Linked DNA regions of Homo sapiens: region 1 is linked to region 2. The links are chromatin loops, found by intact Hi-C in ENCODE. Cell type or tissue: ascending aorta. All regions are shown on one strand. Links, peaks and the distances in the headings refer to the core of each region. The heading gives the core; the rest is flanking DNA.

What was found. Peaks named below come from ENCODE experiments on the same cell type or tissue, not always from the same donor. Only the 100,000 strongest peaks of a DNase experiment are listed, where the experiment ranks them.
Region 1: a loop joins it to region 2, with 1.8 times the contacts of the local background. A loop is called at or near these places in 5 of 110 quality-filtered maps.

What each region holds. Positions count from the first base shown.
Region 1 is chr9:136,519,753-136,531,882 of GRCh38, reverse strand. NOTCH1 (notch receptor 1) reads left to right here. Exons shown (of 34, transcript NM_017617.5): 3 at 7,904-8,166; 4 at 8,695-9,033. LOC124902310 (a long non-coding RNA gene) reads right to left here. Exons shown (of 3, transcript XR_007061865.1): 2 at 8,450-8,565; 3 at 6,306-6,785. Among named protein-coding and RNA genes, the nearest start is that of MIR4673, 6.2 kb to the right of the region's middle. RefSeq lists an enhancer at 4,701-5,572. In ascending aorta, for the core only: a CTCF peak has its summit at 5,620; no DNase peak of the experiment used is centred there; H3K4me3 peaks cover 763 bases; H3K27ac peaks cover 687 bases.
Region 2 is chr9:136,570,634-136,582,763 of GRCh38, reverse strand. LOC124902311 (a long non-coding RNA gene) reads left to right here and starts at 5,087. Exons shown (of 2, transcript XR_007061866.1): 1 at 5,087-5,540; 2 at 6,800-7,212. RefSeq lists enhancers at 3,448-3,974, 6,015-6,134, 8,797-9,323, 9,324-9,850, 9,851-10,377 and 3 more. In ascending aorta, for the core only: no CTCF peak of the experiment used is centred there; DNase peaks (open chromatin) are centred at 3,700 and 6,343; H3K27ac peaks cover 420 bases.

The DNA of each region.
Region 1 (12,130 bases), core at 2,041-10,040, 51 kb after region 2:
CGGGTGTGATGGGGATGAGGTGACCTCTGGGGCCACCACTGAAGCCGCCGTCCATCTGCGGCCGAATCGGGAGGCACACAGAGGTGTCCTGGTGGTTTCCCGGGACAGGCGGGAGGAGGCGCAGGAGGGCGGCGTCTGCCCCCGGGATGCCAGGAGTGCTCCTCCGGCAGCGTGGGCTTCGGCTTCGTCCCTCTTTCACCAGTGCCGACGCCCCGCGGGTGCTGTGGGTGAAGGGGCATCGGTGCCCTCCTGCTGGGCGGGAGGAAGGAAGGGGAGCGGGAGGCTGGGTCTCTCTCGCCCAGGGCTCTGCCCCCACCACCCTAGGGTTTTGTGTTTCGGTGGAGCTGTAAGAATGCTTTGTCTGCTCCAGACTTCCCGGTCCTGGGAGATCAGGTGGTCAGGCAAAACATCCAGACCGTCTGGGTGGGGCTGGGGGTGCGGGGGACACGCGCCTTCCTCCTCTTTCCCAGGGAGCTTCTGCCACTCCTGTGCCACCCTGGGGAGCTGCCTTGCCCTGCCCCGCTCTGGTCCCCATCAGCAGGTGTGGTTCTGAGCTGCCTTCAGATCCGGGTGGTGTGCTGGGCATAGCTGCCCCGTTTTCTCACCTGTGAAATGGGCCCATTACACGCCCCCAGGGCGGTTGTGGGGGTCCCATGAGACAGAGCTTGGAAAGCCCGAGTGTAGGTCAGGCCAGGAGGGTTGTGGGCTCAGTTTCTTCACTGCTGGGCTGGTGTGTGCCGGACAGATGTCTCGGGATCCCTTCCCTCCCTGCAGCATTCTTAACAAGGACGCTGGACATGGAGTCAGCACCTCCGGGCGACTGCCCTGCTGGCTGTGGGGCTCACTCCAGAGGAGAACAGGAGCCCCTCCGGGGAGCCCCTTCCTGCCACCCCCAGCGACAGGATCTGTTCAGGAGCAGTGGTGGGAGGTTGCCAGAAGCATGTCTGGCGCTGGCCCGGAGCGCAGCCTGTGATGCCCGACTTCATTCATGGAGTGTGGTTTGAGCCCTCCAGCAGCGCTGCTGTGGGCCTGTCCATTGCCTTCCCTGCCTCTGAGCCATCGTGGGGTGCAGGGCTGGGCTGGGTCTTCTTGGGAGCAGAGCCCCGGCGTGTCATGACCATCTTGGCCTCTCCAACTCAAGAGGTTTGTCCACATGGGTCCCTAGGGGCCGTTGGGGTGACCCAGGGCAGGAGACACATGCCTGCTTTTGGGGGATCCGCGTGGGAAATTCCCGCAGTGGAGCAGCAGGTGGGGCTCCAGCAGGCGTTTTTCACACTCCAAACAGCCTGCGGGGGCACTTTGGTGACACCTAGTTCCTGGGGTCTCAGAGCCTGCTGGGCTGTGTCTTGGCATTTTGGGGAGGGGCTGGCCACATGCCCCCAGAGTGGCCACCCCAGCTCCGCCATCTCCACGGGCCTTCTGTCGGTCAGATGCAGACAGCCGTTCCCATGTCGGGTGAGGGCATTGTTTTCCCGGCTGCGGGAAAGGTAGCTTCCCGGGAGGACAGGTTCTGTCCCCATCCCGCCTCCCACACAAAGGGTTTCCCCGGAGCCAGAGGAGGAAACCTGGCCTTCCTGCACTTCCTCCTTCGCACATTTTAAACCATCCGAGGATGCAACTGGGGGAAAAGATTTGCAGACAAAAGAGCTGGGGGTGCCGGCAACAGCTGTTTGGGCCGGAAAGCCTGGCCCCGGCTCAGACCCCGGCTGGGTCCCTGCGCTGTGGCGGGCCGGCCGCGACCCCCGCCCCACCCAACTCCGCCCCCTGCTGCCCGCTGTCTCCGGAGCGGCGGCTGTTTGGGGCTGGCTCCTTTTCTGGGCCCCCACCTCCCTGAAGCCCCCACTGCCCCTTTCCTCCTTCCTGGGGCCCTGGGAGCCAGGGCAGGGCCCCCGTGCAGCTTTCAGCAGCTCCAGCCCAACGGCTGCAGGCGCTGGGGAAGACCACAGCTCAGGTGGGACCGCAGGTGGTGGCTGGAGGCAGCCATCCCACATCGCAGCCCCCAATCTCGTGGTTTTGTGCTCCAACGGTGAACAGGCCTGGTGGTGCTGGGCTGTCGTGGGCCCCTTGGCCCCCTCGGTGCCTGCATCCCTCTCTCCTGTCCAAGATGGGGAAGGAAGCCGGGAGCAGAAAGGGAAGAAAGACCCAGCGGCTGCAGGGCGCCTTTCAGGGCCTCCTAGCCACCGCAGAGGCTCCAGCCAGCTGTTTGAACAGGGGTTGGGACACAGGGTCCTGGCAGGTTTGAGGAGCCCGGGGCCTTCCTTGCTATAGCTCTTTGTTCTGGGGGATTTGGGGAGGCCAGGGAAGGGGCTGTGAGCAACGAGGTTCCAGCATCTTCCCAAGCCTCCTCCATCCCCCAGGGCTGGGCTGCTTGGCCGTTCCAGTGGGAGAGGACCCGAGGTGGGACCCCGAGCCCCCTGCCCAGCTCATTTCTTAGCAGCCGGTGCCTCCTGGAAGGTGGGTGGTGCCCACTGGGATTGGGGAAACTTGGTCTAGCCTCTACCCAAGGGAGGGGCTGAGGTCCCAGGACTCCCCCTGCCCCAGAAGCCTTGGTCCGGGCTAGAGCTGGGCTCGTTGGCCTCATGGAAGCCTGCCTTGGGAAGCATCCCCACCCAGGTCTGGCCTTGTCTCCCCGTCTCCAGTAGGGGGTCACAGTGTCCCCCCAGCCAGTCCACATATGGCCCCATTTGCTTGGGCAGGCCGATGGGTGGGCCTGTCTGTGTGGCCCAGGTCACCTGGTGGGGCCCACTGTCAGTGGCGTAGGTAGAAGGTGGTCAGCCTTGCTGGGTCTTAGCAGAGCACGGCAGGATCTGGGTCTGGGGAGGGCGTGGGGGTGCCCCTGCCATCACAGGAGCAGGCAGAGTGGGAGCCCTAGACTCCCCTCTGGGCAGAAAGCCCCTTGAGGCTGGGGGCAGGTCCTGCTGGTGAGGGAGGGGTCCCAGGGGCAGGGGCACCCTCAGGCTGGCCGCCTAGCGATTGGCTCCTGCAGGACGTGGCCACGGGCTCCCTGGGAGCAGCAGCTGTTGGGGGTGTCTGGGGAGAAGACCCCCATTTATTGCCCTGTGAGGGACCACACTGCTGCCAGGGGACCCTTGGGCTTCTGTGGCAGGACAGTGGGCCGGGATTGGCAGTGAGGCCCAAGGAGGGCAGGTGGGGCTGGACCTGTGGCTCTGCTGGGGAGCAGGTGGGATGTGTTAAGATGCTGATTTCAGCCGGGCAGCTCCTCCCCTTCCCTTCCCAGGGAGCCGGGGTGTGCAGGGCCGTTCCTTCCCCTCTGGGAAGTGCAGCTCCTGTGCACCGGAGAGGCCCCCGCACTGTCCCTGCCCGTCCCACCAACTGTCCCTGCCCGTCCCTCCACTGTCCCTGCCCATCCCCCTCACTGTCCCTGCCCATTCCCCGCACTGTCCCTGCTCATCCCCAACACTGTCCCTGCCCATCCCCCCCTCACCGTCCCTGCCCATCCCCCCCGCACTGTCCCTGCCCATCCCCCCCCACTGTCCCTGCCCATCCTTGCCTTGGGAGGTGCTGTCACCTGGTGGAGCCATGGGAAGCACCTCTCCCACCCAGGGTCTCTGGTTCCTGTGGCGGGTGCAGAGCCAGCCACATCACTGACACCCCAGCTGGGTTGGGTCCAGCTGACCCCACACCCCCACCCCTCTGCTCGGCCTCTGCCTGTGCCCCCATCCCTGGCCCTGCATGACCATAAACTCCTTGAGGGCAGGAAGTGAGTGAGTCCTACCCGCACTGAGTCCCTCTCACCCCTCCTTCTCATTTTGGGGCGGAGGGAACTGTCTTCTGTCCCCTGGGGGTGGCAGATGGCCGCTTAGCTTAGAAAGGAAAACAGCACAATTTAGAATTCGTCCTGGGTGAAAGGTCTCGGCAGCATCTGCCTCCTGCTGCTTTCTGGAGTCGCATTTCCATGGAGCGGCCCTGGCAGGGAGGGTGGGAGTGGCACAGTGGAAATACTGAGGCGGGAACAAAGTGGTGGCGGTAGAGGTGGCGGGAGCGGCACAGCAGGCGCCGGGGCCACTTGGCACCCTCCCCCCGCAGCCCTCCTGGAGTCCCCGCCCGCCGCTCACCTGCGGGGGGCCCAGATAGGACAGGTTACCCCAGCGCCGCCAGGCCACTGAGCGTGGGGGATGGGACAGGCAGGTGCCGGGTGACCCTAAGAGGGACGCACGGAAGGGGAGTCCACGGGGGCACACCTGGCGTGGGTTGGGTCTCCTCCGTGGGAGCCCGAGAGCTGGGTGGCTTGGTGGACAGGGCAGCTCTCTCGTCCAGTCGGGGGAGACTGGCGTTCCCTATCTCAAGCCTCACTTTTTAGCCCCAGAGGGGTCTCCCCACCGCCCCTGATAGGAGGAGATGCGGGGACGGTGGAAGGTGGGGTGCGGGTCACTCATGGAAGCCCTGAGGATCCCCGTGGGCGCGGCAGCTGTTGGGTGCCACCTCACTCGGCCAAGCCCTGGCGCCCACCTCGCGGCCCACACCCACCTGGCCGCCGGGACAGCATTGAAGACAGAGTGGCCCGGGTACCGGGGGTGTGGCCAGCGCCAAAGCTGTGAAGGATTTGCTCACAGGCTGGTGGTCCTGGCCATGGCCATGCTGCAGGCCTGAGGTCCCTCCCACCTTCTCAGGGACGTCTGGGTGCTGTGCGGAGGGCAGGTGTTCGCCGTCTGTAGGGTGCTCCAGCTCTGTGGCCATGTGGGAGAGAGGTACAGACTGGGGCGGGCACAGGCTGGAGGCTGCCCACAGCAGCAGCGGGAGACTGGGCCCAAAGCTGCCCCCCACACACAGACCCCCACACCTGGCTCAAAACTTTCTCCAGGCTCGGCCCGGTTCCCCCCAGCTAGCGCGTCTCACGGAACCTCCAAGCCGTGGCTGTGGGGCCGTGGCAGGGGCCTTCCCTGTGGTGTCCGATGCCCAGGCTGGGAGTGGGGGCGGACAATGGGCCCTCTCAGCCTGCATTCCCCCACGGGAGCCTCCTCAGGCCTCCGGCTGGGGCTCCTGCCCCACCCGCTGGGAGCAGCTGCCGCCACGTCTGACACCTGCTCCCAGCCGCCCTTTGTCCGAGCACCGACGCCTGATTTATGGGGCGTGTTTTCCTCTTGCTGGCCCGGCGTGATACAGCCTCGTTAACTGGGATGCGTCCGGTTGGGCAGATTCTCCCACAGTCCTCCACGTTGGGGTCCGCGCTCAGGGTGGGGAGTGGGGCCCGGTGTCCGGGCAGAGTGTCGTGGTCCATTCAGGGACAGCCAATGTCCTGTGACCTCAGGGCACTTGGTGGGAGACTGCTCTAGGGGCTCGGACCTCCAGCGTCTCCCCTCTGGGGTCCCCTAAAGCTGTGGGATGGGCCTCCCCTGCCCCTCCTCCCCGTCTTGCCCAGCAGGTGAGCTTTTCCCGCTCCTTGGAGCCTCGAGGGGCCGGGAGGCAGGGGACCAGCTTGCATGGGCCAGGCTGAGGAGCCTCCAGCCCCGGCTTTGATGACCGAGCGCCCTCTGTCCTGTACCCACCCCCTGCCGACTTCAGCGGCTGGGAAAGCAAAAAGGGCCTTTTCTCCAAGCGGGAGCTGTGGCCAACTCCCGCCTGACAATGGGGCATTTATGTGGAGGGAGGGCGCCCCTCCTGTGGCCACAGCCCAGCCCAGCCCAGCCTGTGCACTCCACGGGTTCCCAGCGGCCGCTCCACCTCGGGGACCGGCCAGCCTGTAACTGGATCTGCATGCAGTGGGAACCACGTCTGCCCTCCCAACAGGTGCCCGCAGAGGCAGGTCTGTCGCTGCAGCCCCGGAGTGACCGGCCACATGGGATGGAGGAGGGGGAGCCTCATTCCGGGGCTGTGCCCGTCGCTCACTGGGCTGGCAGGAGCCGTAGCAAGGCCTGAGTGAATTCCCCAGAGCCCCTTTGGAAGGGGTGACATGTGTTTTCTTTAAGCCAGTTGGTTTGGGACTTTTGGCTTCTGGCAACAGATGGTCGGCCAGAGTGGCCCTTTTGCGTTCTCTCTACCCAAGCCGTGGTCACGGGTAAAAGCCTTCGGGGAAGACAGATGCCTCCCGGGCCTTTGGGACAGGGGCGTGGCTGGCTGCTGAGAAACGCACAGGAACCCCCACCCCCAGCCTCCACAAGCCCCTCGGGGTAAGGCCCCCCCAGGCCACTGCCACACATAGCACAGGTTTGATTGGAGACACTGGGGTGGGAATAAGCGGGAGAGGAGGCGAGGACTTGGGGGGCCGGTGGGGGTCCTGTGGGAAGCCGGCAGCTTCAGGGCCGGTCCTGGGGCAGGCGGCCGCCGCAGCCCCGCACCCAGGTGGGCTCCGGAAGGCGGGACGGTTCCCTCTGTACATCCCATCTGGAGGAGGCCATGCCCACCCAGGGCCTGAGCCGTGAGGCTGCTGCCTTCCCGGGCCGCTGGGGCCGCTGAGGCTGGTGGCATGTTCTGCTTCAGAGGCTTCACCACTGGGAAGAGCGGCGCCCGGCGGGTCCCAGACCTTTTCCCGGAGCGCAAGGCCAGGAGGTGACTGGGGCCGGAGATTTATGACCACAGCAGGTGGCTGGGGGGGGCAGGCTCTGCGCCTGTTGCCGCAGGGAACAGGTGAGACCAGGCCTGGGTGGAGATGCAGGACCCCTCCCCTGGCTCCCCTTGTTCTCTCTGAGCCCAGACTGTGTGTCCGGGGTGAGGGGCAGCCTTTCACCCACCTTGACGGGGTTGCAGAGACCTGGCAGAGGGACCTCCTCCTGGCACCTTGGTTTCCCCGGCTGTAATGTGGGTGCTTCTGCTCCTGGCTGATGTGCCTGGATGTGAGTTATGAAGACTCAATGCCGAAAGGGAAACGTGTCTGGGGGCTGAGCGTGGGCAGGGAACGGGCCAGCCTTCATCCCCAGTGCGATCTTGACATGAGATGTCCCATCCCCATTGCAGTCTCAGCCTGAGGTGTCCCATCAGAAAGGCTTCCTGGCCGGGCGCGGTGGCTTACGCCTGTAATCCCAGCACTTTGGGAGGCCGAGGCGGGCAGATCACGAGGTCAAGAGATCAAGACCAGCCTGGCCAACATGGTGAAACCCTGTCTCTACTAAAAATACAAAAATTAGCTGGGCATGGTGTCAGGTGCCTGTAGTCCCAGCTACTCGGGAGGCTGAGGCAGGAGAATCGCTTGAACCTGGGAGGCAGAGGTTGCAGTGAGCCTAGATCGCGCCCCTGCACTCCAGCCTGGGCAACAGAGCAAGACTCAAAAAAAAAAAAAAAAAAAAAAGAAAAGAAAAAGAAAGGCTTCCACGTAGGAAGGGGCTGATCCACACTTTCCGTGGCTGCCATCATGTTGACACCTGAAGGTTGGAAAAACCACGGCCTTTGTTACTGCCCAAGCAATGCCTGTTCGCTTTAGCAAAGCTGGGAAGAAAAGCAGATAGGCCTGCAGACCCGGAGGCTCTACGGAGCTAATGCACCCGGCTCCTCTCCATGGCTCTCCGCGGGTGTAGACCCAGACCCCTGCCCGGGCTGTGGAGTCCAAGCTGGGTTCTGCTGGAACATCCTAGTCTCTAGCTTGTTCCCCAAGTTAGCAGTCATTTGTCTTCTTCTTTCTTTCTTTTTTTGAGTCTTGCTCTGTCACCCAGGCTGGAGTGCAGTGGCGTGATCTCGGCTCACTGCAACCTCTGCCTCCTGGGTTCAAGTGATTCTCCTGCTTCAGCCTCATTCAGTGGCATTCAGTACATTCCCAAAGTTGTGCAATCGCGGCATGTGTCTGGTTCCAGAACATTTTATCAGCCCTAAGGGAACCCCGCTAAGCAGCCGTTGTGCCCGTGCCCGGGGTGTGGGGGGAGGCGGCTGTGCCCATGACAGGTTCCCGGTGCTGAGTGGCGGGGGCGCTGGGGAAGCAGGTGGGAACTAACTGCCCTGGCACATCTGCCAACAGCTGTGGCGGGGCCTTCGTGGGCCCGCGATGCCAGGACCCCAACCCGTGCCTCAGCACCCCCTGCAAGAACGCCGGGACATGCCACGTGGTGGACCGCAGAGGCGTGGCAGACTATGCCTGCAGCTGTGCCCTGGGCTTCTCTGGGCCCCTCTGCCTGACACCCCTGGACAATGCCTGCCTCACCAACCCCTGCCGCAACGGGGGCACCTGCGACCTGCTCACGCTGACGGAGTACAAGTGCCGCTGCCCGCCCGGCTGGTCAGGTGAGGGAGGACCCACAGCCTGAGGGGTGGGCAGACCCAGGCCCGCCGCCAGCTGCCCAGGCAACTTGAGGTACTTGGCGGGATCCAGGCCCGGGTCTCTGACCCGGAAGTAATTGGGAGCCCCTGCCCCAGGGTCCCTGCCCCCCTCCCAGACCTGGAATCGCCTCGTTTTCAGCTGCTTGCTCTGGCCCAACTCTTGCTGTCCCCGCTTCTGCGAGACAAGGGGAGCCTCTGTGTCCAGGCCGCCCCTGCCCCCTTCCTCCTGCCGTGCACTGGCCCTCACCTGTTAGGGTGAAGGGTGTCTGGAGGTGTCAGCTCTGGGAAGAGACGGCCCAGGCTCAGGCCTCTTGGGAGCTGTGGTCCTTCATCTGCCAAAGGCGACCGGTCTCACGGCAGGTCCTGAGGATCAAATGTGATAGCACCTAAGGTGGAGCCCAGGCTGGCACCTCCAGGTGGCCTGAAGGGAGGGAAGGCCCGGCCTCGGGGAGCAGTGAGGCCAGCACGACCCTCTTGTCCCCTTGTCTCCAGGGAAATCGTGCCAGCAGGCTGACCCGTGCGCCTCCAACCCCTGCGCCAACGGTGGCCAGTGCCTGCCCTTCGAGGCCTCCTACATCTGCCACTGCCCACCCAGCTTCCATGGCCCCACCTGCCGGCAGGATGTCAACGAGTGTGGCCAGAAGCCCGGGCTTTGCCGCCACGGAGGCACCTGCCACAACGAGGTCGGCTCCTACCGCTGCGTCTGCCGCGCCACCCACACTGGCCCCAACTGCGAGCGGCCCTACGTGCCCTGCAGCCCCTCGCCCTGCCAGAACGGGGGCACCTGCCGCCCCACGGGCGACGTCACCCACGAGTGTGCCTGCCTGCCAGGTAGTGCTGCCCGCTGGCCGGGGTGCACGAGCCCCTCCCCGGCTGCCAGGCCCAGGGGGTGGGAACGGGGCGCCTGGTGTAGGGGCAGCCCTGGGAGGGCCCATGGCGGGGAGTTGGGAAGGCGGGATGGCGAGTTCCCCAGACTGCGTGTGGTGTCGGGGGGACGCGTCTGGAGCGGGGTGTGCGCTGGGAGGAGGCTTGCACAGGGTCCAGGTGCCAGCCCGTGTCTCTGGAGTTTCCCGGAACTCACATTCGAGCTGTAGGACGCCCTGCCTCCCCCCAGTGCAGGCACCCTGACTTGCGCAACCCCCAGGGTTTCCCCTGCAGTGGGGCTGGGGCCGGAGAGGGCGTGGGAGCTGCGGGGGCACCATCACTTCCCAAGCCATGGCCCTTCCTGCCATCCTGCTGGTCTCCTGCGGGTGTGGGTGACAGGTAGGCGCAGCCGCCTGCCCGTGTCCCCAGTGCTCCCCGATCCCCGTGTTGTACGTAGGAGCCTCTCTGCTGTAGTTCTTGTTTGAGTAAATTTTGCAGCAGCTCTAAAAATAAGGAAGAGTTTTGAAAACCTCCAGTCTCGGCCGCGCGTGGTGGCTCACGCCTGTACTCCCAGCACTTTGGGAGGCCGAGGTGGGCAGATCACAAGGTCAGGAGATGGAGACCATCCTGGCTAACACGGCGAAACCCCGTCTCTACTAAAAATACAAAAAATTAGCCAGGCATGGTGGCACGCGCCTGTAGTCCCAGCTACTCAGGAGGCTGAGGGAGGAGAATCACTTGAACCCGGGAGGCGGAGGTTGCAGTGAGCCGAGATCCCGCCACTGCACTCCAGCCTGGGCGACAGAGCGAGACTCCGTCTCAAAAAAAAAAAAAAAAAAGTGAAGAGAAAAAAGAAAACCTCCAATCTCAGCTGCACAGAATGGCTGTTAGGTGGGAATGGGGAGAGGGCATTCAGGCAGGGGTGGGGCTGGAGGGTGCACAGGGTCCTGGCTGACCCACGGGTGGCCCAAGGGCTGCCCCACCCCCTTGGAAGCCCCAAGCTGGCCTGGCCCCTGCAAAGGGGAAGCTCCCTGGCTGCCCAGTCAGCTGAGCCCAGCCACCTCTGCGTGCAGACACCAGACGTGTGCGTTTCCTGCAAGTCACTGGGCGAGCGTGGGGTGGGGACAGACACTCCCTGGCCAGCTTGGATCTCTGCAGGGTGGGGCGCAGAGCCCTTCTGCTGGTGGGGGCTCAGATGCCTTCCTAGCAGCACGGGACCCTACCTCCAGTCACACGGATTGAGGGGCCAAGCTCTTGGGGGGCCGTGGTTCAGGCTAGGGCAGGTGGGGTGTGTGCGGCCTTGTCCAAGGCCACCTGTGTGCAGAGCTGATGCCCACCCGCCTTGGGCAGGGTGGGTGAGGACCTCCTGGTGAGGCCCAGCGGCAGAGATGCCAGGGGTGCTGGGCCGGCTCAGAGCCACTGCCCGTGCAGGGGCAGCTCAGGGCCCTGGGGAGTGGGCAGGGAGGGAAGGGGAGGGGCTGGTGGGGTTCACTCACTTGAGTGTGGGTAGATCTCAGAGGCTGGGGTGCTGGGGGCTGGGTCACCCGTCCGGTGAGGGGTGTGCTCACTGCCTGCTGTGGAGTCTGGCCGTTTCAGGGTGAGATGACCATCCGGGGGCCTCCCCAAATGACTCAGGCCTGCCAGACCCCAGCTTCAGACTGTCCCCGGCGGCCCCTGCACCCAGGCCCCCTGAAGGGCCCTCAGCCACCTCTGGGTGGTCAGGAGCCCAGGAGACAGCTGTGTGTGGAGTCACGGGGAACCGAGATGGGGGCGGCCCTGAGCTCTGCAGGCCCGGGAACTGGCTGGGATTTGGGGTCGCACAGCCTGCCTGGCACGTCAGCACTGTCTCCTCGTGGGGTCGCTGGCCGAGGCTACGTCGCAGAGGGTCCAGCTGGGGTCCACGGGGCTCTCGCTGGCTTCCCGCCCTCTCCCCCACTGTGTGCCTCAGCCAGTGCTTTGCAGGGCAGCCCTGGGGTCGCAGGCCCAGCCAGGGGCCCCATCTGCCTCGGAGCCGGGGTGCAGGGCCCCACACATGAGTGGGACCGGGACTCAGGCTCCAGGCTCTGAATTTTTTTTTTTTTTTTGAGACAGGTCTCTGTCACTCAGGCTGGAGTACAGTGACGTGCCCTCAGCTCACTGCAGCCTTGACCTCCCAGGCTAAAGCGATCCTTCTGCCTCAGCCCCTCAAGTAGCTTGGGACCACAGGCCGGCGCCACCACGCTTTGCTACTTCTTGTATTTTTTTTTGTAGAGACGGGGTTTCGCCATGTTGTCCAGGCTGGTCTTGAACTCCTGGGCGCAAGCGATCCACCCACTTCAGCCTCCCAAAGTGCCGGGATTCCAGGCGTGAGCCACCGCGCCAGGGCTGGGGTCTGGTTTTGGGTGCTCCCCAAGCTGATTTGCATTTTGGATTTTGGTTGTCTCTGGCTGCCTGCTTTTGCTCCGGTCCAGCAGACAGACAGAACGGACGGGGTGGTGGCGGTGGGGCAATGTCTCAGAGGGAGGGGCCGAGCAGGTGGGAGCTCCAAGGGCAACGGGGGTTCAAAGGCATCTCGGGAGGGCGGCAATTAGTAACCGGCTGCAGGTTTGGCTGTTGCCGAACGCGCCTTTCTGGGTTGATCATTGAACCAGCGGGAGTTGAGTGGATTAATAGCTAACTGGCTGCCTTGGAGGCCTGGGTGGGGCCATACCTCGGGGGAGGGGGCCCTGGCAGCCTGTGGAGGAGGAGGGGGAGGAGGAGGTGGGCACCAGAGCTCTGCCCCAGGGAGGATGGGCCATCTGAATCTCTGCAGCTTCCCTGGGGCTGCGAGGGGCCCACCCTGCCCCAGCCAGCAGCCTGCTGGCCCCATGTCCCCCTGCTGCTCAGAGCCCAGGCCCCAGTGTCAGCCCCTGAAGATGGGGTGTGCGGCCCCCCTGTGGAGACATTGTAGGGAGCTCTGAGCATGCAGGCGGCACCCAGGTGCAGGAGCTGCCGGAACCTCTTAAAAGAGACCCAAGGGTTTTTGTGACAGAATCTTCTGGAACCCTGTGTTCCTGAGTCCCTGTTTAGCCAGTCCTGTCCAAAA
Region 2 (12,130 bases), core at 2,130-10,129:
CCAGGACCCGTTTCAGGCTTCCACGGTGCATGGTGCCTACCAGGAGAGACTCAAGTGCAGAAGAACAGCCACAGGGGCCAGTGGGCCACACGGCAGGCCTGGCCCCACCTGTGACACGGGTGGCAACCTTCCCCAGGAACATCCAGTGCCTCCTGCCTGCAACAGCCCACAGGGCACTGGATACAGAGGCGGTCAGTTGGTTCCTATGCCATGAGGCTCCCTCCTTCCTCCCTTTTTCCTGTCTCCCTACCTCCCTTATCTCTGTGTCTGGTGTACAGCTGGGCTCAGACAACATCTGTTGAATAAATGGATGGACGAATGAGTGAATGAATGAGTGAGCAAATGAGTGAGTGACTGAATGAGTAAGTGAATGGGTGAGTGATTCAGTGAGTAAATGAGCAAGTGAGTGAGTGAATGAGTGAGTGGGTGAGTGAGCAACTGAATAAGTGAGAGTGAATGAGTGAGTGTATGAGTGAATGAGTTTGTGAATGAGTGGGTGAGTTAGTGAATGAATGAGTGAGCAAATGAATGAATGAGTGAGTGAATGAGTGAGTGACTGACTGAGAGTCAATGAGCGAGTGAATGAGTGATTGAGTGAATGAGTGGGTGAGTGAGTGGGTGAGTGTGTGGGTGAGTGAGTGACTGAAGGAGTGAGCAAATGAATGAGTGAGTGAATGAAAGAGTGAATGAGTGAGTGAATGAGTGAATGAGTGAATAAGTGAGTGAGTGACTGAATGACTGAGTGAGTGAGTGAAGGACTGAATGAGTGAGTGAGTAAATGAGTGAGTGAGTGAATGAGCGAGTGAATGAGTGAGTGAGTGAATGAGCGAGTGAATGAGTGAGTGAGTGAATGAGTGAGTGAGCGAATGAGTGAGTGAATGAGTGAGTGAATGAATGCGTGAATGAGTGAGTGATTGAAGAGTGAGAGAGTGGGTGAGTGAGGGAGTGAATGAGCAAGGGAGTGAGTGAGTGAGTGAATGAGTAAGTTAGCGAGTGAGTGAGGGAGCGAGGGAGTGAATGAGCGAGGGAGTGAGTGAGTGAACGAGTAAGTGAGCGAGTGAGTGAGCAAGTGAATGAGTAAGTGAGCGAGTGAGTGAGTAAGCGAGTGAATGAGTGAGTGAATGAGTGAGTGAATGAGTGAGTGAATGAGTGAGTGAGTGAGTGAATGAGTGAATGAATGAGGGAATGAGTGAGTGAATGAGTGAGTGAGTGAGTGAATGAGTGAGTGAGTGAGTGAGTGAATGGGTGAGTGAGGGAATGAGTGAGTGAGTGAATGAGTGAGTGAATGAGTGAGTGAATGAGTGGGTGAGTGAATGAGTGAGTGAATGAGTGAGTGAGTGAACAAGTGAATGAGTGAATGAGTGAGTGAGTGAACGAGTGAGTGAGTGAGTGAACGAGTGAATGAGTGAGTGAATGAGTGAGTGAATGAATGAGGGAATGAGTGAATGAATGAGTGAGTGAGCAAATGAGTGAGTGAGTGAATGAGCAAATGAGTGAGTGAGTGAACGAGCGAATGAGTGAGTGAGGGAATGAGTGAGTGAGGGAATGAGTGAGTGAGTGAATGAGTGAGTGAATGAGTGAGTGAGTGAATGAGTGAGTGAATGAGTGAGTGAGTGAATGAGTGAGTGAGTGAGCAAATGAGTGAGTGAGTGAACGAGCAAATGAGTGAGTGAGTGAACGAGCGAATGAGTGAGTGAGTGAGTGAATGAGTGAGTGAGGGAATGAGTGAATGAATGAGGGAATGAGTGAATGAGTGAGTGAGTGAATGAGTGAGCGAATAAGTGAGTGAGTGAACGAGTGAGTGAGGGAATGAGTGAGTGAGTGAACGAGTGAGTGAGTGAGTGAATGAGGGAATGAGTGAATGAGTGAGTGAGTGAATGAGTGAGCAAATAAGTGAGTGAGTGAACGAGTGAGTGAGGGAATGAGTGAGTGAGTGAACGAGTGAGTGAGTGAGTGAATGAGTGAGTGAACGAGTGAGTGAGTGAATGAGTGAGTGAACGAGTGAGTGAGTGAATGAGTGAGTGAATGAGTGAGTGAGTGAGTGAACGAGTGAGTGAGTGAGTGAGTGAACGAGTGAGTGAGTGAGTGAATGAGTGAACGAGTGAGTGAATGAGTGAGTGAGTGAATGAGTGAGTGAATGAGTGAGTGAGTGAATGAGTGAGTGAATGAGTGAGTGAGTGAATGAGTGAGTGAGTGAGCAAATGAGTGAGTGAGTGAACGAGCAAATGAGTGAGTGAGTGAACGAGCGAATGAGTGAGTGAGTGAGTGAATGAGTGAGTGAGGGAATGAGTGAATGAATGAGGGAATGAGTGAATGAGTGAGTGAGTGAATGAGTGAGCGAATAAGTGAGTGAGTGAACGAGTGAGTGAGGGAATGAGTGAGTGAGTGAACGAGTGAGTGAGTGAGTGAATGAGGGAATGAGTGAATGAGTGAGTGAGTGAATGAGTGAGCAAATAAGTGAGTGAGTGAACGAGTGAGTGAGGGAATGAGTGAGTGAGTGAACGAGTGAGTGAGTGAGTGAATGAGTGAGTGAACGAGTGAGTGAGTGAATGAGTGAGTGAACGAGTGAGTGAGTGAATGAGTGAGTGAATGAGTGAGTGAGTGAGTGAACGAGTGAGTGAGTGAGTGAGTGAACGAGTGAGTGAGTGAGTGAATGAGTGAACGAGTGAGTGAGTGAGTGAATGAGTGAGTGAACGAGTGAGTGAGTGAGTAAGTGAACGAGTGAATGAGTGAATGAGTGAGTGAATGAGTGAATGAATGAGGGAATAAGTGAGTGAATGAGTGAGTGAGTGAATGAGTCAGGGAGTGAGTGAGAGAATGAGTGAGGGAATGAGTGAGGGAATGAGTGAGTGAGGGAATGAGTGAGTGAGTGAATGAGTCAGGGAGTGAGAGAGAATGAGTGAGGGAATGAGTGAGTGAGTGAATGAGCAAGTGAGTGAATGAGTGGGTGAGTGAATGAATGAGTGAGTAAATGAGTGAGTGAATGAATGAGCGAAGGAGTGAATGAGTGAGTGAATGAGTGAATGAGTGAGTGAATGAGTGAGTGAGTGAGTGATTGAGTGAAGGAGTGAGTGAATGAGTGAGCGAGCGAGTGACTGAGTGAAGGAGAGGTAGGGGTGAGGGAGGGGAGGCCCAGGCAGGGGCGGGTATTCCCAGCAGGATGTGCTACCTTCTAAGCGGGTCTTGGGTTGGGCCCCAGAGGCTGCAGGTGAGCGCAGGGGAAGAGCACTGCCTGCAGGAGGCTCACCCTGCTGGAGGTCCCGGTTTGAGGCTGAAGCCTCAAACGGTCTGGGGGCCTGGCCGAAGGCAGAGCTGGGCAGACACCATCCCTGCCCTGCCAGGGCTGCCCTGGGCCCCAGGTGGCTCAACACAGCTGGGAACTGAAGGAGGCACCTGGATTTTGAGGGAGACAAACTGCGTGGGTCCTGTCTGAACAGGCTCATTTCAGCACCCAGTGTGTGGGGCAGGGCCCCCATCCCCGGCCATGCTCAGTGGCCAGAATGAGCCCTGAATCGGAGCTAAAGGCAGAGGTGAGGGTCCCAGAGACCCCACATCTCCTTCGGAGGCCAGGCGCCTGGCCCCAGTGTGGAGCTCCAAGCCCCTCCCCCAGCGCCCAGCCACATCCCCTGGGAGGACCAGGGGCCCTGTGATGTGGGGCCACCACCCTCCCCCTGACCCCTGGCATTCAGCCAGGTGGGAGAAGGCCAGCTTGTTCCTCCTGTGGTGCCCCGCCCACATGTCCCTCCCCAGGCTGGGGTGGGCGCAGCCTCATTGGAGCAAACAGTTCCTTCCTTCTTGCCCGTGACTGGGGTCTCAATGTTTCCCTTGCCTCCCATGGGTCCCCCTCACTTTCCCACAAGCACTTATGGCATAAAAATAACTTCTTTGGGAATGGCAGTCCCTGCTGGGCTCATGTGGGCCCCCAGCCTCGGGGACCTCTGACTACAGGCCCCGCCCCAGGCCAGGCCCCTGAACGTTGCTGGGTGGGGAGAGTGCTCCCCAACAGAGCTTCCCGGCTGGGCTTCCTGAGAAGCTGCCTGGTCCAGGCTGCAAACTTGCAGGTGAAGGTCTGCCCCACGGACCCCGGGGAGTGGGATGGGAGGGCGGCCCCTTCCAGCCTCTTCCTTGTCACATTTTACACTCCAGGTTGATGGTGTTCTCAGGGGACATGGCTTGGGACTGACAGCCTCACCCTGTCACTTTGAATCTTCCCGCTATTGTGAATCAGAGTCCCACAGACACAGCCTCCCGCCAGGAAATCAGGGTTCCCCAGCGCAGGGCTCCTGGGCCACAGCGGTGGGGGCGCCCGGCGGCTCGACTGCTGCACCACAGCGGGCTCAGGTTGTATCTGGCTTTTCAGAGAACGTCCCTGCCTCGAAGTTCTCATCACTCAGGAAGAGAAATAGCTAGCCAGCTAGCCCCGGTGTGGGGAGGGGCCCAGAGCCTGGCTCATGCCCCGAGGCCACCCCCACACCCCACCCTCTGGGCCTCAGTGTCCCCCGGCCGTGTTTGTGGGGATTTCAGCAGGAGGTGCTGTCTGGGTGTTTGGTATCCGGGAGGTGCCAGGCCAGCAGCGCAGCGCGATGACTGCATGGTCACGATAGGGATGCCTACGTGCCACACACTCCCATGCTGGAACCGTCAGAGCTGGCTGGTTTCCACCTGTCCAAAACCATCTTAACCAAAGCCCGCGTTCTTGCGCAGATTTACCTCCAGTTTATGGGATTACTTCTTTAGATGCAATCAGCATTTTCTGGAAGACTGGGAACACTTACGGGTCTTTTTTTTTTTTTTTTTTTTTTTTTGAAATGGAGTCTCGCTCTGTCGCCCAGGCTGGAGTGCAGTGGCGCGATCTCGGCTCACTGCAAGCTCCGCCTCCCGGGCTCATGCCATTCTCCTGCCTCAGCCTCCTGAGTAGCTGGGACTACAGGCACCCGCAACCACGCCCGGCTAATTTTTTTGTATTTTTAGTAGAGACGGGGTTTCACCGTGTTAGTCAGGATGGTCTCGATCTCCTGACCTCGTGATCCACCCACCTCAGCCTCCCAAAGTGCTGGGATTACAGGCGTGAGCCACCGCACCCGGCCTTACACTTATGGGTCTTGAAGTCAAAGGAGCCCGCGGTGATGCCGCCAGCACCTGGGGTTTGTCCGAGCCCCGCAGCTCCTCCGGCCCTGGAGCCTGGGCGCTGCTCGCTGGGATCTCTGATCCAGTCTCGCCTCTTTTTGTGTCCATCCGCAGACAAATACCTGTTACGTTCTAGGTGCTGAGGACACAGCGTGAGAGAGAAAAGGACAGACACCTCCTTCTTCCTGGAGCCTGGATGGGGCCGACAGGCACGGGGGAAGCCTCAGCCACTGTCTACTCAGATTTCCACACGCCACTGCCAAGTGGCCTCCTGTTCTCTGTGTCTGTGCCTCCTCTTCTACCTCTTAGAAGGACACCTGTCACTGGATTTAGGGCCCTTCCAGGTACTCCAGGATAATATCATCTGCTGGAGATCCCTACCTCGATCACAACTGCGAAGACCCTAATTCCAAGTAAGTTTCCAGCTGGGCTTTGCGGCGGCTCACACCTGAAATCCCAGCACTGTGGGAGGCCGAGGCGGGCGGATCACTTGAGGTCAGGAGTTCAAGACCAGCCTGGCCAATGTGGTGAAACCCCGTCTCTACTAAAAATACCAAAATTAGCCGGGTGTGGCGGTGGATGCCTGTAATCCCAGCTACTCAGGAAGCTGAGGCATGAGAATCGCTTGAACCCGGGAGGCGGAGGTTGCAGTGAGCCGAGATCGTGCCACTGCACTGCAGCTTGGGGGATAGAGTGAGAGTCTGTCTCCAAAAACAAACAAACAAACAAACAAAAAAACAAGTTTCCATCTGCACATCTGCAGGTTCCGGGACTTGGGAGGTGGACATGGCTCTTGGGGGCCACCATTCACCATTTGGCTCACTGCTCTGGGGAACAAAGGCCCCCAGTTACTCAAGGGGAGTGAGGGGAGTTCCCAGCAGAGCGCTGTGAGCCAAGGGTGGGAGGCCAAGAGGCAGGGACCACTGTGTCCTCTGGAGTGGACGAGGGGGCACTGAGGAGTGGATGAGGGTGTGGCCCTCCTGACAGCCCAGCCTCCGCTGGAAGTGGGGACCCGAGTCCCGGGCTCTGCCCTCTCCTGCCACCCCACAGGGCCTAGGCCAGCCTTGCCACGACCCTAAATCTTCTCGCTACTCCTGCCCTCACCTCAGCCTCTCCGGAGACAGCCTCCTCACCACTACCCTGGCCCAAGTGGGGAAAGCCCCACCACCCTGGGCTCCCAGGATGAGTCAGTTCCCCTCTCCTTGCCAGGCCCAGCTGGCAGTGAGGTCCTTGGCCTGGCACAGCACCTCATGTGCAAACACGGCTTGATGAACGGGCAGGAATGAAGCTTTGGGAGGGAGACTGAACGAGGAGAGAGAGAAGCATGTGGTGGTGAAAATGGAGGGAAGGCAGGGGGCTGGCAGGGGGCTGGCAGGGGGCTGGCAGGGGGCTGGGTGCAGCCCCAGATCTTGTGGAGTCCGGGCCCCAGGCTGGGCAGGCTGGGCAGGCTGGGCCCGCGGCACCTGTTTTTGCACACAAGGCCTGCCCTGACAAGGTGTCCTCTGCCGGATCCCGGGTGACTGTGCCTGTTGGGGGTCCTGCCAGGCCACCCGGTCACCTCCACACCCTGTTATGTCTCTGCAAGCATCGGTGTGTGACAGCGACTGGCAGAGCTGGGCAGGCAGGAGGCCTCTGTCTGGACCCTCAGCCTCTGCCTCGGCTCCTCTTCCAGGTGGCTGGACTTGCTCCCTGATACCCCCAACCTGCAGACACGCGGCCTTGGATTCAAGTGGGGCTGGGCTCCTCGGCCTCTGCCAGGCCACCCCACCCTCCCCCAGCTCCCAGCAGAGGCCAGCAGCCAAAACACTGCAGGCCAGCAGAGCTGGAGATCAGCAGACCCCAGAGGTGTAGACCTCCCGGCTCCAGACCTGGTCCTCCCCGCCCCGCTGGTGGTGCGGCCTCAGGCCAGTCCACTGCCTCTCCGCGCCTTGCCCTTCTCGCCAGGACTCAGGCCCAGCCTTACGAGAGAGGGTAAAACCAGACAACAACGGCAGGTCCTCCACCTGCACCTGGCCCCTCGGACTCCACCTACACCCGGCCCCTCGGAGGTGCCCAATAAACTCCGGTGCTGACGGTTGTGCCTGACACCCCCTGTCTCCTTTTGTGATCTTCCACAGATCACGCTGCTGCTTTGTGCCTCAGTTTCCCCATCTGTACCACAGGGGGCTGGATCAGACATCGCTGAGATCTTTGTAGAGCAGCACAGCTCCGTTGCTGATGTTCTAAGTAACCAAATTGTGTCCCGGACGCTGAGGTGTAACAGCCTTATCAGGGCCGGGCGCGGTGGCTCAGGCCTGTAATCCCGGCACTTTGGGAGGCTGAGGTGGGTGGATCACCTGAGGTCAGGAGTTCAAGACCAGTCTGGCCAAGATGGTGAAACCCCATCTCCATTAAAAATACAAAAATTAGCCAGGCGTGGTGGTGCATGTCTGTAATCCCAGCTACTCAGGAGGCTGTGGCAGGAGAATTGCTTGAACTGAGGAGGCAGAGGTTGCAGTGAGCCGAGATCACACCACTGCACTCCAGCCTGGGTGACAGAGCGAGACTCTGTCTCAAAACAAACAAACAAACAAAACAAAACAAAACAAAAAGCTGCCTCATGAGGACAGACTCGGCCGAGCAGTGGCAGAGCGAGGCCTGTTCACAGATGGGTGTTAGGAAAGGGAGGATGTGGCCCGGCGCGGTGGCTGACGCCTGTAATCCCAGAACTTTGGGAGGCCGAGGCGGGCGGATTACCTGAAGTCAGGAGTTTAAGACCAGCCTGGCCAGCATGGTGAAACCCCGCCTCTACTCAAAAACTACAAAAATTAGCCAGGCATGGTGGTGGCGCATGGCTGTAATCCCAGCTACTTGGAAGGCTGAGGCAGGAGAATCACTTGAACCTGGGAGGCGGAGGTTACAGTGCGCTGAGATCGCGCCACTGCACTCCAGACTGGGCAACAAGAGCGAAACTCCGTCTCAAGAAAAAACAAAACAAAACAAAAAAATCCCCACAGTGGTTAAAACAGAGTGATACTGGCACAAGAATAGGCACGAAGACCAACGGCGCCGAGTCCAGAAACAGACTCAAACAGATAAGGAATGTGGCATGTGACAAAGACAGAATGTCAAATCAGTGATAAAAACAGATCATTCAAAAACCCCTCCACACCTGGGAAGCCGGGGAGCCATCCAGAAAAAATAAAGTTGAATGTCTCACACCTCATACCAAAATAAATTTCAGATGGATCTGAGATTTCAATGTAAAAAATAAAACCACAAAGTCTAGAAAGCAACAGAAGATGCATCTTTAGAAGCTTGAGGCGAGACCTTCCTAAGCATGATGCAAAATACAAAAATCCAACACATAAATTTTTAAAAATAAATTCAATTCCATAGGCTGGGCGCGATGGCTTATGCCTGTAATCCCAGAACTTTAAGAGACCGAGGCGGGTGGACGTTTGAGTTCAGGAGTTTGAGACCAGCCTGGGCAACATGGAGAAACCCTGTTTTTACAAAAAAAAAAAAAAAAGCAAAAATTAGCTGGGCGTGATGGCACATGCCTGCGGTTTCAGTTACCCAGGAGGCTGAGGTGGGAGGATCGCTTGAGCTCAGGAGGCAGAGGCTGCAGTGAGCCGTGATCACACCACTGCCCTCCAGCCTGGGGACACAGCAAGACTCGGCCTCAAATACATAAATAAATGAATTCAACTCCATAAAATAAAATTTCTGCGTAGCAACAACCACATTAAGCAAAGTCAAAGTCTGCTGTTTAGGCAAGCGGGGAAATTCCTTGTGAACTCTATCCCCCTCGAAGGGCTGAATTCTCTCATTTAGAAAGAGCTCTAACAAATCAATAATGAGGTTATAATCCAGCACAGGGAAAAAATGGAAAGCAAAGAATACGAACAGAGCATTCACACGAAAGGAAAAACAAATGCTCCATAAACATGCAAAAAGATGCTCCCCCACTCTTTTTTTTTTTTGTATGTGTGAGACAGAGTCTCGCTCTGTCCCCCAGGCTGGAGTGCAGTGGTGCGATCTCAGCTCACTGCCACCTCCAACTCTCGGGTTCAAGCGATTCTCCTGTCTCAGCCTCCCAAGTAGCTGGGATGACAGGTGTGTGGCACCGTGCCCGGCTAGTTTTTGTATTTTTAGTAGAGATGGGGCCGCGCCATGTTGGCCAGGCTGGTCTTGAACTCCTGACTTCAGGTGATCTGCCTGCCTCGGCCTCCCAAGTGCTGGGATTTCAGGCGTGAGCCGCCGCGCCTGGTCCTCCACCTCCTTCTTGGTGAGAGAAATGCAAACTAAAACGGCACTGACAGCGTGTTTCCTATCAGGTTGGCCATGGCTTTGATTACATGGTGTTGTCTGCACCGGGAGGAGGCAGGGACCAGCAAGTGTTGTAAGTGGTTGCACTCCCTACAGAGGGCAACTCGGAAAAATCTCTCAGAAGGACGAATCCTTTGACCCTGCTTCGAGGAAGTCGTGCTGCCTGTGGTGATCTTGGGGACGAGGTCATTGCAGCGCAGCTCCTTAGCTTCTCAGGAAAAACCTACATACTCATCGCTGGCCTGTGCACGCCACACAGCACAGCAGAATATTCGACGAGCAAAGAAAAGACCGAGGAAGGAGGTTTTCGGGCTGTGATAAGGGACTGTCTCTAAGTTCCACGTTGCAGGTGAGAAGGGAGCCGTGCCCACTGGTGTCCAGAGCTGGTGAGAGAGCGCAGAGCGGGGCGGAACGCAGAGACAGGTGCCCAGGGCAGGTGGAAACTCAGCATGCCTGCAGGGCCTCATGGGGAAGGGCCCACCGGTTGCTTATTCACTCATCCCACACTGCTGCACTGGGCAGACAGAGCTCAACCCTGCAAGGTAGGCCCTGTGCTCTCAAACTCAGACCTTGGCAGAGGGACAGGGTGACAAGCTGTGGGTGATGACAATTTCCTGTGACAAGGGCAATGCTGTGAGGGGCCAGACCCAGAGGAGGCTGCACTGAGCTGGAGGGAAGGGAGTGGACCACGCTGAGGCGGGAGGTCCGACAAGCCAGCCCCCTCCACCCGAAGGGAGTTCCCAGGGTCTGAGCTTCAGGTCCAGAGATGCGGGAGGGACAGGGAGGTGGGACAGCCCCTCCCTCCGGCCTGGGCTGGGGCAGCTTCCAGGGCCGCGTTTCTGGGGACGCTGGCCTCATTCATCAGTGTCTTATGTGCATGGCCCTTCATCTCTGGGTACACCCGCCCTGCAGAAAGGCACTGGCTCTGTCTCTGCCTCCTGGCTATGCTGCCCTTCCCCAGAGGGAAGGACAATGGGGGTAGAGAGGAGGTGGGAAAGTCTGGCGGGGACCATTGTGTGAGGCCCTGCATGTTTGCATAGTGAGTGCCTTGACTGCTGAATGGACACAGGCATCCCAAGAATGCTGGCAGAGCCCACCAAGGGGCCGGCCCCGCACCCCCAAGCCTCTGACGCTTGCTGTCACTCGAGCCTGTCAGCACAGAGGGTAGGGAGAGATGAGACTGGCCAGGTTTAAGCACCAAGTAGGAGTCATCAAGAGCTGCCAAGCACAGTGGTGCCGGTTGTAAACTGCACAATTCCCGGGAGTGCCATTGACCTGGGTGGCTACAACTGCCAGCAACCCTGTAGCCACTCTGTTGGCCTCAGTGGTCTCAGCAGTAAAATGGCACAGGAGACCCCGTCCTGAGAAGGTATCTGCTTTCAGCCCAAGGTGGGGAGGGCGTGGGGGAGATGGGAAGCTGAGATGGGGCAGAAGGGGACAGAGGAAGGGAGGAAATCCACTAAGGACGTGAGAAGGGCGAGGCCTCCTGACCGACAGGCCGAAGGCCATGTGGGCGGCTGCATGGGGTCCATCGTGCAGACCTTCACTCTGGGCCAGCGCTGGGGCTGTGAGCTCGGCCAGCGTGGGGAGACTGCCAGCAGCTCAGAAGTCCCTGCGGGCTCCTAGGACCTGGTTCCTGTTCCCTCCAAGGCCTTTCAGATTCCCCAGCAAACCCCACAGGACAGCAGGGAAGGGCCAGGGTGGAGGGGACTGCAGGGACTTGAGCTGTCCACACGGGGAGGAGGAACCCGGGGGAGGCTGCCCCGGCCTACATTTGAAGCCATGGCCTTCACTCCAGGAACCCCAGCTCACTCAGAAATGGGACTAGGAAGGGCTGTTCTCAGTGGGGACAGCCAGGAAGGACCAAGTGGGGAATATCCCTGAAGCCCCCACACTGCCCTTCAGCCCCCTAGAATGTTGGCTCTTTGGATCCTCACCGAGGGCGTGGCGCGGTGTGGTGGCTGAGGCCGCCTGGGACTGACCCCAGCTCTGAGTGTCGGGGCTCTGTGTCTCTGTCTCTGTGTCTGTCTCTCTGTCTGTGAAACTGGGGAGGTGGTAACGACTCCCTGTGTCTCCGTCTGTGAAACTGGGGAGGTGGTAACGACTCCCAGGGCGTGGGAGGTGAGCGGCCGATAAACGTCAGAAGGAGAGGCCGGCCCAGAGTCAGCACCACGGCTCCCGGGCTCCCAGGAGACGCACACCAGGCAGAAGGAACTGTGTGCGAAGGCCGGGAGGTGGGACCTGTCCGGGGGTGACGGCAGGCGAGGGAGGGGAGGGTTGTGGGGGCCTCAGGAGGACAAAGGAGGGAAGAGGCCAGGACCTAGGGGAAAGGAGGCCAGGGCAGCCAGGAGGCCCTGGGCACAGGGGTCTGTCCCCTGTCTGTCCCAGCCGTGGGGCGTCGTGCTGTCCTGGAAGCAGGTTTTCTGTGGAGGCTGTGGAGAGGCTGGGGAGTGGGTGAGGGCCCTACCCTTCCCTTTGTCCCTGGCCCCGGCAGCCAGGCACTGAGAACCAGCATACCGGCCGGGGCCAGGGGATTGGCCAGGGCCCCCAGAGGCCCGGGAGCTGCTCATTCCCCAGCTCGGGGTGGGCAGCTCTTCCCTTCCATCTCGGGGTGGGGCAGTGCCAGCCCACTGGCCCCCTGGGGGACAGGGCGAAGGGCTCCAGCAGGGCCACCCAGCAAGGGAAGGAGAGA